3 separate regions of the Homo sapiens genome follow, and all the other regions are linked to region 3. The links are chromatin contacts, found by Hi-C or POLR2A ChIA-PET in ENCODE. All regions are on one chromosome and are shown on one strand. The core of a region is the stretch at or near the end of the contact, and the rest is flanking DNA. Distances in the headings are between cores, read along the strand shown. Region 1 has its middle 22 kb from the start of IL1RAP. Region 2 holds the start of P3H2 (prolyl 3-hydroxylase 2). Region 3 holds the start of CLDN1 (claudin 1).

Region 1 (4,087 bases), core at 1,410-3,909, 170 kb before region 3:
GGAGTAGAATTTCAAATAATTTACATAGATACTGTTCCTTCCAGGAATTAGAGCTTCTTAAGTGGGAGCTGTGCATAGTGACTTCCTCTTCCTAAGAACACAGTAAGAAAAAGAGTGGGGAAAGGAACATTGCAGTGGAGAAATCTGACAAACACTATCTCAGCCAGGTGATCACAGTCAGCATCATCAGTCATAATTTATACTGATAGTAAGACTCTTGATGTAACAAAAATGGCGCTTTCCCTCCGTGAACTTTGTCTCCCAAACCTATAACCTCAGTCTAATCACAAGAAAAACATCGGAAAATGTCCAACAGAGCAGCATCCTGCAATACCTCTGATGAGTGCTCCTCCAGGTTGTCAAGGTCAATAAAAACAGGAAAAAGTCAGAGAAATTGTCATAGCCAAGAGGAGCCTAAAGGAGACACTACAACTTAATTGAATGAATATTCTGGAAGGAATCCTGGATTAGAAAAGAGACATTAGACAAAAACTAAATAAATCTGAATAAACAATGGATTTTAGCTTGTAATAATGTATCAATATGGGTTCCTTAATTATGACAAATGTATCATGCTAAAGTAAAATATTAATAATAAGAGAAACTGGATGTCAGGTATGGAGGAATGCTCTGTGCTATCTCCTCAATTTTTCCGAAAATATCAAGCTGTTCTAAAAATTAAAGTGTATTGAAAGAATTTCACCATTCAAGGGAGCTTACTAAAACTCTATTTTCCACATTTATGTAAAATAAATTATAGAATATATAGTATGTCAGATGCAATAAGTTTTATTGAGAAGAATAAGGTAAAAAAAAAAGAGAAAGTGCTGGGGATAGTGCAATTTTGTATATGGTCAGAGAAGGTCTACTTCAGAAGGTGACATTTGAACAAAGACTTAAATTAGGCAAGACAGTAAATCATGCAGTTAACTGGAGAAAGAGATTCCAGAAAGATAAAACAGCAACTGCAAGTGTCCTGAGGTAGGAGCAAACTCTTCCTGTTTGAGGAACAGCAAAGACGTCAGTGTGGCTGAAACGGAATGGACAAGGGGAGGAGGAGGAGTCGGTGAAGTGAGAGATACAGTGGTTGGCCAGAGATACAAAAGGTTGGCCTTTTAAGGTATTTTTTCTCATGCCTAAAGTGGGATAGGAAACTGCTGGAGGAATTTGGGCTGGGGATTACCGTAATCTGATCCATTTTTAATGGATCTCTTTGAGTGTTTGGGGAATCATTGACTGCAGGCAGAAAGGCAGAGCAGGGGACCAGTCACAAAGCCATTGCAACAATCTGGATGAGAAATGATGGTGGCTTGGGCTAAGGATTTAGAAGTAAAGTTTGCAAGGAACTCTTGACACTGGATGTATTTTAATTGTAGAGGCAATGGACTGCCCACCTATTACTTCTCACAGCCCCCCACACTCACCCCAGCCTCACCCAAACATTTTCAGGAACTGATGCTTCTGCCTGACTCCTTCCAGGTCTTTGCATGTAGGCCTCAGATAGCCTTCCTCTTTGTAACCTACTTAAAATAAACTCCCTTTCTCTTTGCTATTCTTTCTTAGCAACATGTTTATTTCTTATCACTATTTGTCATTTTGGCACTTCTGTTTTTTTTGTCTGTCTTTCCATCTACTCTATAGGCAGTATGAAATCAGGGACCAAATTTGTTTAGTCCAATAATTTACTCCAATTGCCTAATGCAGTACCTTAAACATAGTAGGTGCTCAACCAATACTTGATGTCTGTATTTATGAGTTTTTCCAATCATTATATCAATACCTACCTTGGGCAGGCCCTTGGTCTAAATTTCACACTCTTGCCCCAGATGCCTTGCTATGGATTCCACAGAGAAACACTGATAAATTTTTAACCTGTAGTAGCTGTTTCATCACTAGTCTCAATGATAGAAGCTCATTGAGTGGGTCTCTATTCTGCTCAACTGGAGTAAAAATAGGCACTGCTTAGCAACCAGCATTTTGTACTGTGCTTTCTCCTCTGAGAAAGGCAGAGCAATGCTAGGAAAGTCAGAGCAATGCTAGGACTCAAACAGTGAAGGGATTTAGGAATGGGTAAGTATATTAAAAAATTGGATAAAAGTGTTTTTGAGAAAAAGCTCCAAATGGTTGCTCCAGAAAGGGTGAGAACATAACATGCTAATGATGAAAGGATCCCCTCGGACAGAAAACCTTTGCATTTCCCAAATTAGATAGTGCACTCGGGTCATAGCACAGAAGGTTCTTAACATAAACCAAAATGGACTAATTGCGCACAAATGATTAAGCTTGATTCATTGTTCTTATAGCTATACTCACCAGTTGTGGAAATAAAGTTAAAACAAAACTAGAAAGTGGCTTTGTGTGTTAGTCTGTGGCTTTGGTTTTGATTTTTAATCCTAACCTGCCAGCCATTGTATCCAAACCTCAATTTTGTTTCTGCCACTCTCACTACACCTTTGTACAAATGTGGGAAAGTCCCTTTTGCTCAAGACTCACTTTTCTCAACTGTCAAGGAAGGTGATTCAGTGACCTCCAAAGCCACCTACAGATCTAAAAATAACCACCTGTCCAGACTGTCTGGATAAGCCCAAGTGGCCAGTAGCCTGGAGAGTCATGTGCCCAGCGTGGCTTTATCTGCAAGCTTGTTCCCATCCTCTGTCAGTACCAGGACACTGAATACACGGCTTCAACGCAGGTTGCCAATCACCTACAGCTTACCTGCTCCCTAGAGAGTTGCCTATTGTTTGCCCTGTAACTGCAGACCAGCTCTGGCCATCTTTGCTAACCTATGACAGAGGTCTGAATGCCTTCCAATTTTATCCCTTCTTTGGTACTCCCTCCACCCTAGAGTACCATACTTTCCCTATATCTGATAGTTACTCTTTTGTCATCATTAATAATTCTTTATATTCAGCTTCCTCTGTTTAACCAACTAAGTGTTTCCTATCTATCTTCTGATTAAACCTAGACTATTGGATCATTTGAATTAAGTTTGTAATACATTTCAACGGAGTTATTTATTAGAGAAAGGGTGAATCTCAATCATGGGGAAAAAGTAGCATCTTAGAGAATATTATACTTTGGAGAAGATAATTTTTAATAATCATTGATCTCAGACTCCTCCTAATTGACTTAATGAAGCAAGAAAGGAAAACTGACAAAGGCATAGCAACTAACTTTAAGGAGGAATTACGTAGCAACTTGAGTCGCTGAAAAGTGCGTATTCAATTTTGGTTTGAAATTCTGTCCCTTCTCCCCCTGTTTTGAATATTATGAATCCACTTGGAATTAAAATAGAAGAGTAGGAAATGTCAATACAATAGAGAGTAAAATTGTCCTGTTACGATCCTTAGGAAGTAATTGTCTGGAGAGGTCTATCCCTTAGGAGCTTGTATATTATCCATCTCAACTTGGAGGGAAGTCTCTGACGGGCGAGACAGGATTTTGTTTTATGCATAATTTGATTCAATGTTTTTGCTACTGGGTAAAAACAAATGAGATGATTTATAGCTACATAGTAAAGAACCACAAGATCTGTATAGGATTGAAGCTAAAGGCTGTAGTTTAACGGAACTAAATGAAAGTTGGGTCTTCAGTAGATTTATATTTCAAGACAAGTTCCTAAAATTTTACAGCTCTCCCCAAAGGAGAGAAGGTTTACTATTTTCTTAGCAAAAGTTATGTGTATTGCTTGTCTCTGCTGATTTCTCTTGGTGAAAGTAGAATCCTTAATGAATTTTCAGAGAGATTAATAAATACAGAGGATTTGTTTTCTTAATCTTGCTTTTTCCTAACAGCGCCTAAGGATCTGCCATGAGCTGTGCCTACAAAAAGCCATAAATCTGGTCAATTCATCTTGAAAAGATGAATCAAGTCAAGTGAGTGAGAAATAAATTAAAAAGGATGTTAGCTATAAAACAGCTTCCTGCATGATTCAATTTATCAGTTTGCAAATGTCAATAAGTGTCTTATACAGTATTATAAATAACCACAGACAATGTGACATGAGTTTACAAAAGCTATAAGCATATATTATCATCAGCACATAATCAAAAATAAGCTACCATATTAATATATATAATATATACAC
Region 2 (4,160 bases), core at 1,520-4,019, 200 kb after region 3:
CCAATTTGGCAATCAGTAGGATGTGGTTGCATTCTATAGGCTATTGACTGTGTGCTAATGCCAATTATTTCCCTAAGTCTTTTTAGATCCTTCTAGCCAGAAGCTATCTTTGTAACCTCTGTGTTCCCAGAGCTCTTTTTTCTTTCTTCTTCTTTTTTTTTTTTCTTTTTGTTTTTTGAGACTGAGTCTCACTCTGTGGCTCAGGCTGGAGTACAATGGCGCGATCTTGGCTGACTGCAACCTCTGCATCCCGGGTTCAAGTGATTCTCCTGCCTCAGCCTCCTGAGTAGCTGGGATTAAATGTGCCTGCCACCACGCCCAGTTGATTTTTGTATTTTCAGTAGAGACGGAATTTCACCATGTTGGCCAAGCTGGTCTCCAACTCCTGAGCTCAGGTGATCCACCTGCCTCGGCCTCCCAAAGTGCTGGGATCACAAGTGTGAGCCACTGCGCCCGGCCAACACTTTCAATCTAATCTAACACGTACCACATTCTACCTTGTATTATAGCTGTATACATTATATATATCAAATTTGTTTCCTATACAGTACTGTGAGCTTCCCAAAGGTAAGAATCCTGACTTATCTTCTCTTTCACCTAGAATATTTACTTTAAGAGTAGGCATCAAAAATTGTTAATTTAATTGAAATATATTAAATGATGTAGAAATGTCACCAAATGTACAAATAGAATGTAGCAAGGTATCCTGGCACTTTGCCCTCAGTCCCACAGCAGGAGTTCCTATCCTGATGTGCTTCAAAACCTTCCACAAGTGGACTGATAACCCTGGACTAGACTCCAAAATCTTTATCTGAAAACAGACAATCTCTAGAGAAAAAGTCTGGGCAGATGACTGATGTGCTAATTCTGGAACACTGACCATCCAAGGCATTCAATATACATTCAGCTCCAAACTGGAGCTTTTTCATCAGTGATATGAGCCGAATTAGTAACGTTTGGTGGGAAAAAAAAAGAGCATGATTCATCAGTGTCTCTTGGAATTACACAGCCAGGGCTGTTCATGGCCTGAGTGGTCAAACCTAACAAAATGAATGAAGGAATCAGCATGAATCTCTGGCAAGCCCCTCAGCGTAGTGGTGATTCCACATAAAAGCCTTCTTCGGAAAAATCATAGCAACTAGATACATGCGTGAGTCTTTTTCCCATTGCCTGTCCCTCTGCTCACCATTGCAGGGGCTGAAAGACTGATGAGATTCTCACAGGCACTAGAAGACCACAGAAATGCCTCCAGGAGGCAGGCTGGGATCCAGGGTCCAACCAATATTCTTGTGAGAGTGTGAAGCCAAGGAACACGAAAGAGGGGAACACCTTGGCTAAGAATGTATTCGTGACAGAGGAGAAGGGGAGGAACAGGAAGCCTCCAGCTAGTCGTTTGGAATCTGGCAACCATTTCTGTCAGCTTTCTCATTCCTAGATTGATGCAGATTGCTTAATTCCTTGAGGTAAGGGATATACTAAATTGCCTCTTTGTTCAACTCTTAGAATAAGAATTTCCCTCTCCTCTCCCGTCCCCTCCCCTCCCCTCCTCTCCTCTCTTTTCTTTTTCTTTGTTTTTTTTGTTTTTGAGACGGAGTCTCACTCTGTCACCCAGGCTGCATGATCTCAGCTCACTGCAACCTTCACCTCCCAGGTTCAAGCAATTATCCTGCCTCAGCCTCCTGAGTAGCTGGGTCTGCAGGCACGTGCCACCACGCCCAGCTAATTTTTGTATTTTTAGTAGAGACGGGGTTTTGCCATGGTGGCCAGGCTGGTCTCGAACTCCTGACCTCAGGTGATCCACCCGCCTTGGCCTCCCAAAGTGCTGGGATTACAGGGGTGAGCCACTGCACCTGGCCCACAGCAAGAATTTTTTTCTGAATAGCATTTTACGTGTTAGGCGTCTGGCTGTTTAGGAGATGAGGAAACTGAGGCCCTCAGTTGCCAAGGTCACACAGCTGGTAAACGGACGGAGCCAGAATGCGAGTACAGCTCCTCCTGCCTCCAAAGGTTCTCTGGGCCCTGTAAAACCACGGGCTGCACAGGAAAGGCAGGCTATATATTGTTCTTCCCCTGGCCCAGCGCCCTGATCCAATGCCCGGACACACATCCACACCAAGTTGGACGAAAAGGTAAGGGAGAAACCTTCCCCAAGAGAAGAAGCGGTAAGCTTTGGTTCTAAAGGCCCTGGGTTGGGTCCGTCCTTTGCCACTTCTCAGCTCTATGCATTTAGGCAAATCACTTATCTTCTTAAACCTCCGCATCTGGGCCTACAGGGCCTCTATGGGTTTTTTTTCTATTTATTTATTTATTTATTCTTTTTTTTTTTAACTTTACGTTCCGGGATACACGTGCAGAATGCGCAGATTTGTTGCGTAGGTACACATGGCATCTACGGTTTGATTCAGTCTGAAATGGCGCTCCAGGCTTCATTTAGAAGGTGAAGCACTCTGCAAACTGCGAGGCCATACAGAGATTCCAGAATATGATTAAGGCCCTAACCTTGCTAAGCTGGATTTTCTTTATTTCCCAAAAAGAAGACTAATACTATCCACTTGTACAACCAGAAGGGAGCTCACGTGTAAAGCGCCTCGTCCCCGGCCGGCCTCAAGCGGCGCTAGCTCTCTGGCTGGCGCTGGAGTGTGCCGCCCCTGGCAGCCCCGCCGCTGCAGCGGGGAGCCTGGGAGAGCGGCTCTCGGAGTCTCAGGCAGCAGGAGGAGCGTGTGAGCTGTGGGCGTCCCTTTAAGAGCGGCTGGCCAGGCACGGCCTCCGCCTCTCAGTACGCGGAGCGCCGGCGGTCACCTGGGGCTCGCGGAGCGGCCAGATCGCGGCGGAGTCGGCGCGCTTCCCCGAGGGAAGGTGGGAGAGGGGACCCGGACGCGAGGTGCCCCGAAGCCCTCTCGAGCGTAACCGTCCCGCGCCTCTCTGAGGCGGAGGATGCGGGAGCGCATCTGGGCGCCGCCGCTGCTGCTGCTGCTGCCGCTGCTACTGCCGCCGCCACTGTGGGGCGGCCCCCCGGACAGCCCACGCCGGGAGCTGGAGCTGGAGCCCGGGCCTCTGCAGCCCTTCGACCTGCTCTACGCCAGCGGCGCGGCCGCCTACTACAGCGGAGACTACGAGCGAGCGGTGCGCGACTTGGAAGCGGCGCTGCGCAGCCACCGGCGCCTGCGGGAAATCCGCACGCGCTGTGCCCGCCACTGCGCGGCGCGCCACCCGCTCCCGCCCCCGCCCCCCGGCGAGGGCCCCGGCGCTGAGCTGCCCCTTTTCCGCTCCTTGTTGGGGCGGGCGCGCTGTTATCGCAGCTGTGAGACCCAGCGCCTCGGGGGCCCCGCATCCCGCCACCGCGTCAGCGAGGATGTGCGCAGCGACTTCCAGCGCAGAGTGCCCTACAACTACCTGCAGCGGGCCTACATCAAGGTACCCACAGAGCGCTCCTCCACTGCAAAGCCCCTGCGGCTCTCACACGCTCTCTTGAGCCCTCCCTGCTGCCCCCGTCATCTCTGTTCAGTCTTTCGAATTGGGTCTCCTTAAATATGTGTCTCAGTTTGTGAATCCAGATATCTGGTGGCCCTATCTCTGTATGCAACAATTGATTAACTTGGACAAGTCTTTTTCTCTCTTTCTCAGAGCCAGCTTCTCTCTCAAAAAGAGGACTGTCCTGATAAGGTGATGTTTAAAGTACCCATTCAGCACTAATTCATGAGGCATTGACAAAGCTGAATCTAGTACAATTTATCTTCTCCCTTCTCACTTCCCATTTCTCTTCTCCCTTCTCACTTCCCATTTCTCTTCTCCCTTCTCACTTCCCATTTCTTTTGTCTCCTCTCTCTTATCCTTCCTATACTGTAGTCTGCACCTTTTCTCTGAAGTTTAAAAGAATCTTCAAAATAGTGAAGTTGAAAGACCTGTTCCAAAACAAATTTCTCTCTCTTCTCCCCTTCACCTACAAAAAAGTAAAGATCAAAGGTTAAAGAGAAGGTATGCTTGGAGGAGGCGAAGCTGTTTGAGGCAGTCTCAGTCAAAGTATCCACCCTAAGTGTTGACTTTTTCTCCTTTGATAGAGGGCTTACGTTTTCTGGTGGTATGCATTGGACTGGGTTACTAGGCATCAGTCCTCTCTTTCTAGTTTTATTTTTGTATGCCTAACTTGCCTAAAGTTAGCG
Region 3 (4,278 bases), core at 871-3,370:
AGTAAAAGGGCCTGTGCACAAATATATTTACTGAACGCAGAAAATGTCATTTATTTGTTTATTTATTTATTTATTTATTTGTTGAGATGGGGTCTTGGTCTGTTGCCCAGGCTGGAGTGCAGTGGCACGATCTGGGCTCACTGCCACCTCCGCCTCCCGGGTTCAAGCAATTCTCCTACCTCAGCCTCCCAAGTAGCTGGAATTACAGGCGCCCACCACCATGCCCGGCTAATTTTCATATTGTTAGTAGAGACGGGGTTTCACCATGTTGGCCAGGCTGATCTCGAACTCCTGATCTCAAGTGATCCGCCTGCCTCAGCCTCCCAAAGTGTTGGGATTACAGGCGTGAGCCACTGCGCCTGGCCTGAGCCACCGTGCCCGGGTGTTTAATAATACTTTTAATTCTTAAATGTTTGGAACAAAAAAAAGAAGAAAATGAGATTATATGATTCACATGGTACTGCTCTAGTCCTGCAGCAAATTCCAGTGCCTTCTCTGATCAGGGAATTTTTACAAAATCAAATGTGATTGATACATCTTCATCCACACTGACAGGCACCCACAGAACATCCACTGAGACCTAGACAGTAGTACTGACTGCAGGCCCTAACCCTGGGATACAACACGAACATGGTCTTGTCCTAAACAGCTGATAGGAGAAAGACAGTATTCACTGTGTTAATCTCAGTCCAAATTAATTGTCTTCATCTAGCTCCTGTCTTACATTCTTCATTGCTTGTCCCTAAATCCTAGCACGGCCAAGTCCTTTAGTTTTAAGCCTACATGAAAGGCATCCAGGGAGAGCCAGGTGGAAATGAAGGTGGTGGGGCTTGGCCTTTCTTCCCATTCCCACCTTGAGAATTTGCACCTTTCCTTCTCTGTCACCAACTAGCAGTTGCCATGGTATATAAGGGTATATCTTATTTTATCCTTAATATGTTTATTTCTGCTTCCAAGATGCTTCTGTTTTTACTAAAACCATAGAAGCTTCCCCTCCCACCACACTCGCACCACACACAAAAAGCAGTTGGAAAAACATTTCAATGATTCCTAACCACAACAGCACTTCTGACTAACTACAAAGAAGGAAGCTTTGGAGAAACATAGAGGGAAACTACAGTCCCAGCGAGACCGAAACCGGAGGGGTGAGATAGCCAGTCACAGTAAAAGCTGGAACCAGAGCCCAGACTTCCTCAACTCCAGCCCAGTCCTTTTGCCACTGGGGAAACGCTGTTTACATGTCCTCACCTGCGACGAACAACATTTGATAACTCACAAAATTAACACCTTTCAGGGAGAGCGGGGCACTGGCCAGGTCCCTCTGATAATGAATTGCTGCTCTAAGACATAACTGCTGTGGGGAGGAGGTTGGTGTTTGGCGGGGAAGGGCTGCTAGCCTGCAGTTTCATAAGGACAATAATACATCAAAAAGGACAATCATAGATCAAAGGGGATATTTTGGGTCAACTTGATATGTAGTGGAAAGCAGATTGGGAGGGGAGCCAAGTACTGGATATGCTCCGTGCGTGAGTGTGTCTGTGTGTGTGTGTGTGTGTGTGTGTAAATCATGTTGCTCTCTGGGTCTGTTTCCCAATCTGTAGAGTGTAAAAGTCTCTGAGGCTCCTTGCAGAGACAAGTGATGGAACGACCTTGACAGAAGAGAGCAGAGAGAGGAAAGAAGGGGGAGGAAGCCAAGCAAAGGAGAGAGAAATGGTGTGATGGGGGAGGAGACGCGGAGTTGGGTAGAAATGCCTTTTAATAAGATATTGGGAAAAAAGTATTAAACCTAAAACTGCAGCTCTTGAAGGATCATTTTTTCATCTTTGTGTTAGGATTTACAAGTACAGTGCATAGTAATTTTTGGATAATTGGAGTGAATGAATGAAAAGCGTGAAACGCCTTACAGGAGCGAGAAGATCCACGAGAGAAAGCGAGCAGGGACGCAGCTCTGGTGCCTGGTCCTGCCGGGTGGTCCCCACGCCGCCAGCCGCGCGTTCCCCAACCGGGCGCTCCCGGCGCCCTCTCGGTGAGCCGCCCTGAAACCGCCAGGGGGCGCTCCCCGGCTGCCGGGGCTGAGGCGGGCGGAGCTGCTTTAAATCGCGGCGCCCAGCGGTTCTGCGTCTCAGTTCCCGAGCCTGGGAGCAACCGCAGCTTCTAGTATCCAGACTCCAGCGCCGCCCCGGGCGCGGACCCCAACCCCGACCCAGAGCTTCTCCAGCGGCGGCGCAGCGAGCAGGGCTCCCCGCCTTAACTTCCTCCGCGGGGCCCAGCCACCTTCGGGAGTCCGGGTTGCCCACCTGCAAACTCTCCGCCTTCTGCACCTGCCACCCCTGAGCCAGCGCGGGCGCCCGAGCGAGTCATGGCCAACGCGGGGCTGCAGCTGTTGGGCTTCATTCTCGCCTTCCTGGGATGGATCGGCGCCATCGTCAGCACTGCCCTGCCCCAGTGGAGGATTTACTCCTATGCCGGCGACAACATCGTGACCGCCCAGGCCATGTACGAGGGGCTGTGGATGTCCTGCGTGTCGCAGAGCACCGGGCAGATCCAGTGCAAAGTCTTTGACTCCTTGCTGAATCTGAGCAGTGAGTGCACCCCCACCTCACAGCGGCCGTCCAGAGGCCCCAGTCCCCCTGCAGCTCCCTTATGGGCTCATTCTGTTGTGTGATTCCATGGTTATCAGTCTTCAGTTGATCAAGTCTTCTGATCATGTGCTCTGTCATAAGGAAATGAAGAGAATCCTGGTTTGAGGAAAGCGACGCCCAGGCATAAGCTCTAGTTTTGCCTCTAACTCCCTGGGTGACACTTCTGCCACTCTAGGTGTGGCTTCATCCTAAATTCCTATGCTGGTGGTTCGAGTTGAGGGAGTGAAGGCCAAACTTGAACTTGAGCTCTTAGACCTCTCCTAGGCATTCCGAGATTTGGGGTAAATTGAGGATTGGTAGAGTTCAGACAAGAAAATGGGATGACTGAAAAAGTTTGAAGCCTGGTAACTTCTCAAGTGTGCACGCTTAAATAAATAATCCTCAAGTATTAGATATAACTTTTTAACCTTTAATATGATTTTTTCATAGTAAAAGTTACATTCCTACTGGAAATGTCCTATCTAAGTGTCTTCTGCTTATGCTTGAGGTTGATTCTTTTAATTTATAAGATCCAGTTAGTGCAGGGAGGCCCCTTGCAAGACTCTTTGGAGAAGCTGCTTGAGATTCCCCCGAAGTTTTAATTTTCAGACCCAAGGTCTTCTGTAGAGGCTGACGGTGTAGTGCTATCTTGGAAAGAGAAGGTTGGTGGCAGGTGGGGAAAGGCTGACAAGAAAGGTTCTAAATAACCTGCGCAACATAATACAAAGAAAAAAGTAAAGGCACTGAAGGGAAATGCAGCAAAATAGTCATAGCTGATGAAATCAGAGGTCAGCTGGGAGTGGAAGGCAGTGAGAGAGAAAGAAGAGGTGGGTCTTCCTTAGGTTTCCATCTTCCACAAAGAAATTTCTGTGTAATGGATGTTCAGTGACCCCCTGTAAAACTGGAAAGGATTGTATAGAGAGACATATTTCTAAGGATGGTGGGAAGAAGGATAATAGGATAATTGTTTTACTTTGTTTTTTAAATTAAAGGTTTCGAGTTCCTTGTCCGAAAAGTCATTAAATTCCCATTTACTTAGATAATAATGATTCACGGCTGGAGTATCTTCCTTGAGAAATCACATTAATTGTCTTATATCATGTGTCTGTTATGCCCTTTAACTCACTTGAAGAAAAGATCCCTTAGTCTTTGCCTAGATGAACGTGACTGCCCACTGGCCCCCATTGCATGCTAAGGGTGAAAAGTGTTGGCATTGTTCAAGTTTACTTAACTTGTTTTGTCTACCTCCTATCAAGGGACAACTTTTAATAGTGTATATCAAAAGCCATATAGTTTAGAGTTATTAAACCTGTTCCAAATCTGTTTGAACACCTTGAATACCTGTGGCATTTGCTCAGTCAATGTGCATGGTTGTTTTGAGTGTTATTATTTCAGCTTTTGAAGGTTCTCATATCAGGACTTCTTTACACCAAAACCAATCCATAAGTTTAGTAATTATGTGTTGCTCATTGCCCTCAGGGGTTATATTTGTACTTATAAAATGAAAAATTTGGTAATAATTATTGAATTTCTCCATGGAAAGATAAATATATTTAAGGAAACGGTGTCAGGCATTTTAGGTACCACGTTAAGGAATTGGCAGGTGGAGGTTTCTAAGGACAATTCCAGAGAGGTCTCACTGTCAGTTTTATTCCTC

Evidence for each region. Hi-C counts contacts between places; a loop is a spot of excess contacts on that map. ChIA-PET counts read pairs that join two places held with the same protein, here RNA polymerase II (POLR2A). Pooled maps may share reads with other maps.
Region 1: a pooled map shows a loop between it and region 3 (14-fold over the local background). The contact joins the enhancer-like site here to the promoter of CLDN1 in region 3. A Hi-C loop is called at or near these places in 7 of 50 pooled maps.
Region 2: a loop to region 3 is called in a map of PC-9, with 4 times the contacts of the local background. The contact joins the promoter of P3H2 here to the promoter of CLDN1 in region 3. A Hi-C loop is called at or near these places in 13 of 168 maps with a recorded cell type or tissue (Caco-2, Calu3, IMR-90 and 10 more), 1 of 37 single-sample maps with no recorded cell type and 17 of 50 pooled maps. POLR2A ChIA-PET finds 5 or more read pairs at or near these places in 3 of 52 experiments (MCF 10A, T-cell and WTC11).

Annotation. Positions count from the first base shown.
Region 1 is chr3:190,490,210-190,494,296 of GRCh38, reverse strand. No RefSeq gene overlaps it. Among named protein-coding and RNA genes, the nearest start is that of IL1RAP, 22 kb to the left of the region's middle. Within about 2 kb of position 2,659, at least 4 of the 41 ENCODE cell types and tissues checked have a DNase peak (open chromatin) inside an H3K27ac peak, as active enhancers do.
Region 2 is chr3:190,119,506-190,123,665 of GRCh38, reverse strand. It overlaps P3H2 (prolyl 3-hydroxylase 2), which reads left to right and starts at 2,769. Exons shown (of 15, transcript NM_018192.4): 1 at 2,769-3,414. The coding sequence starts at 2,935. P3H2-AS1 (P3H2 antisense RNA 1) reads right to left here and starts at 2,702. Exons shown (of 4, transcript NR_126419.1): 1 at 2,577-2,702. RefSeq lists an enhancer at 2,383-2,562 and silencers at 2,532-2,826, 2,773-3,002, 3,213-3,292.
Region 3 is chr3:190,320,288-190,324,565 of GRCh38, reverse strand. It overlaps CLDN1 (claudin 1), which reads left to right and starts at 2,120. Exons shown (of 4, transcript NM_021101.5): 1 at 2,120-2,582. The coding sequence starts at 2,360. It also overlaps a transcript of CLDN16 not described here. RefSeq lists a silencer at 1,970-2,129.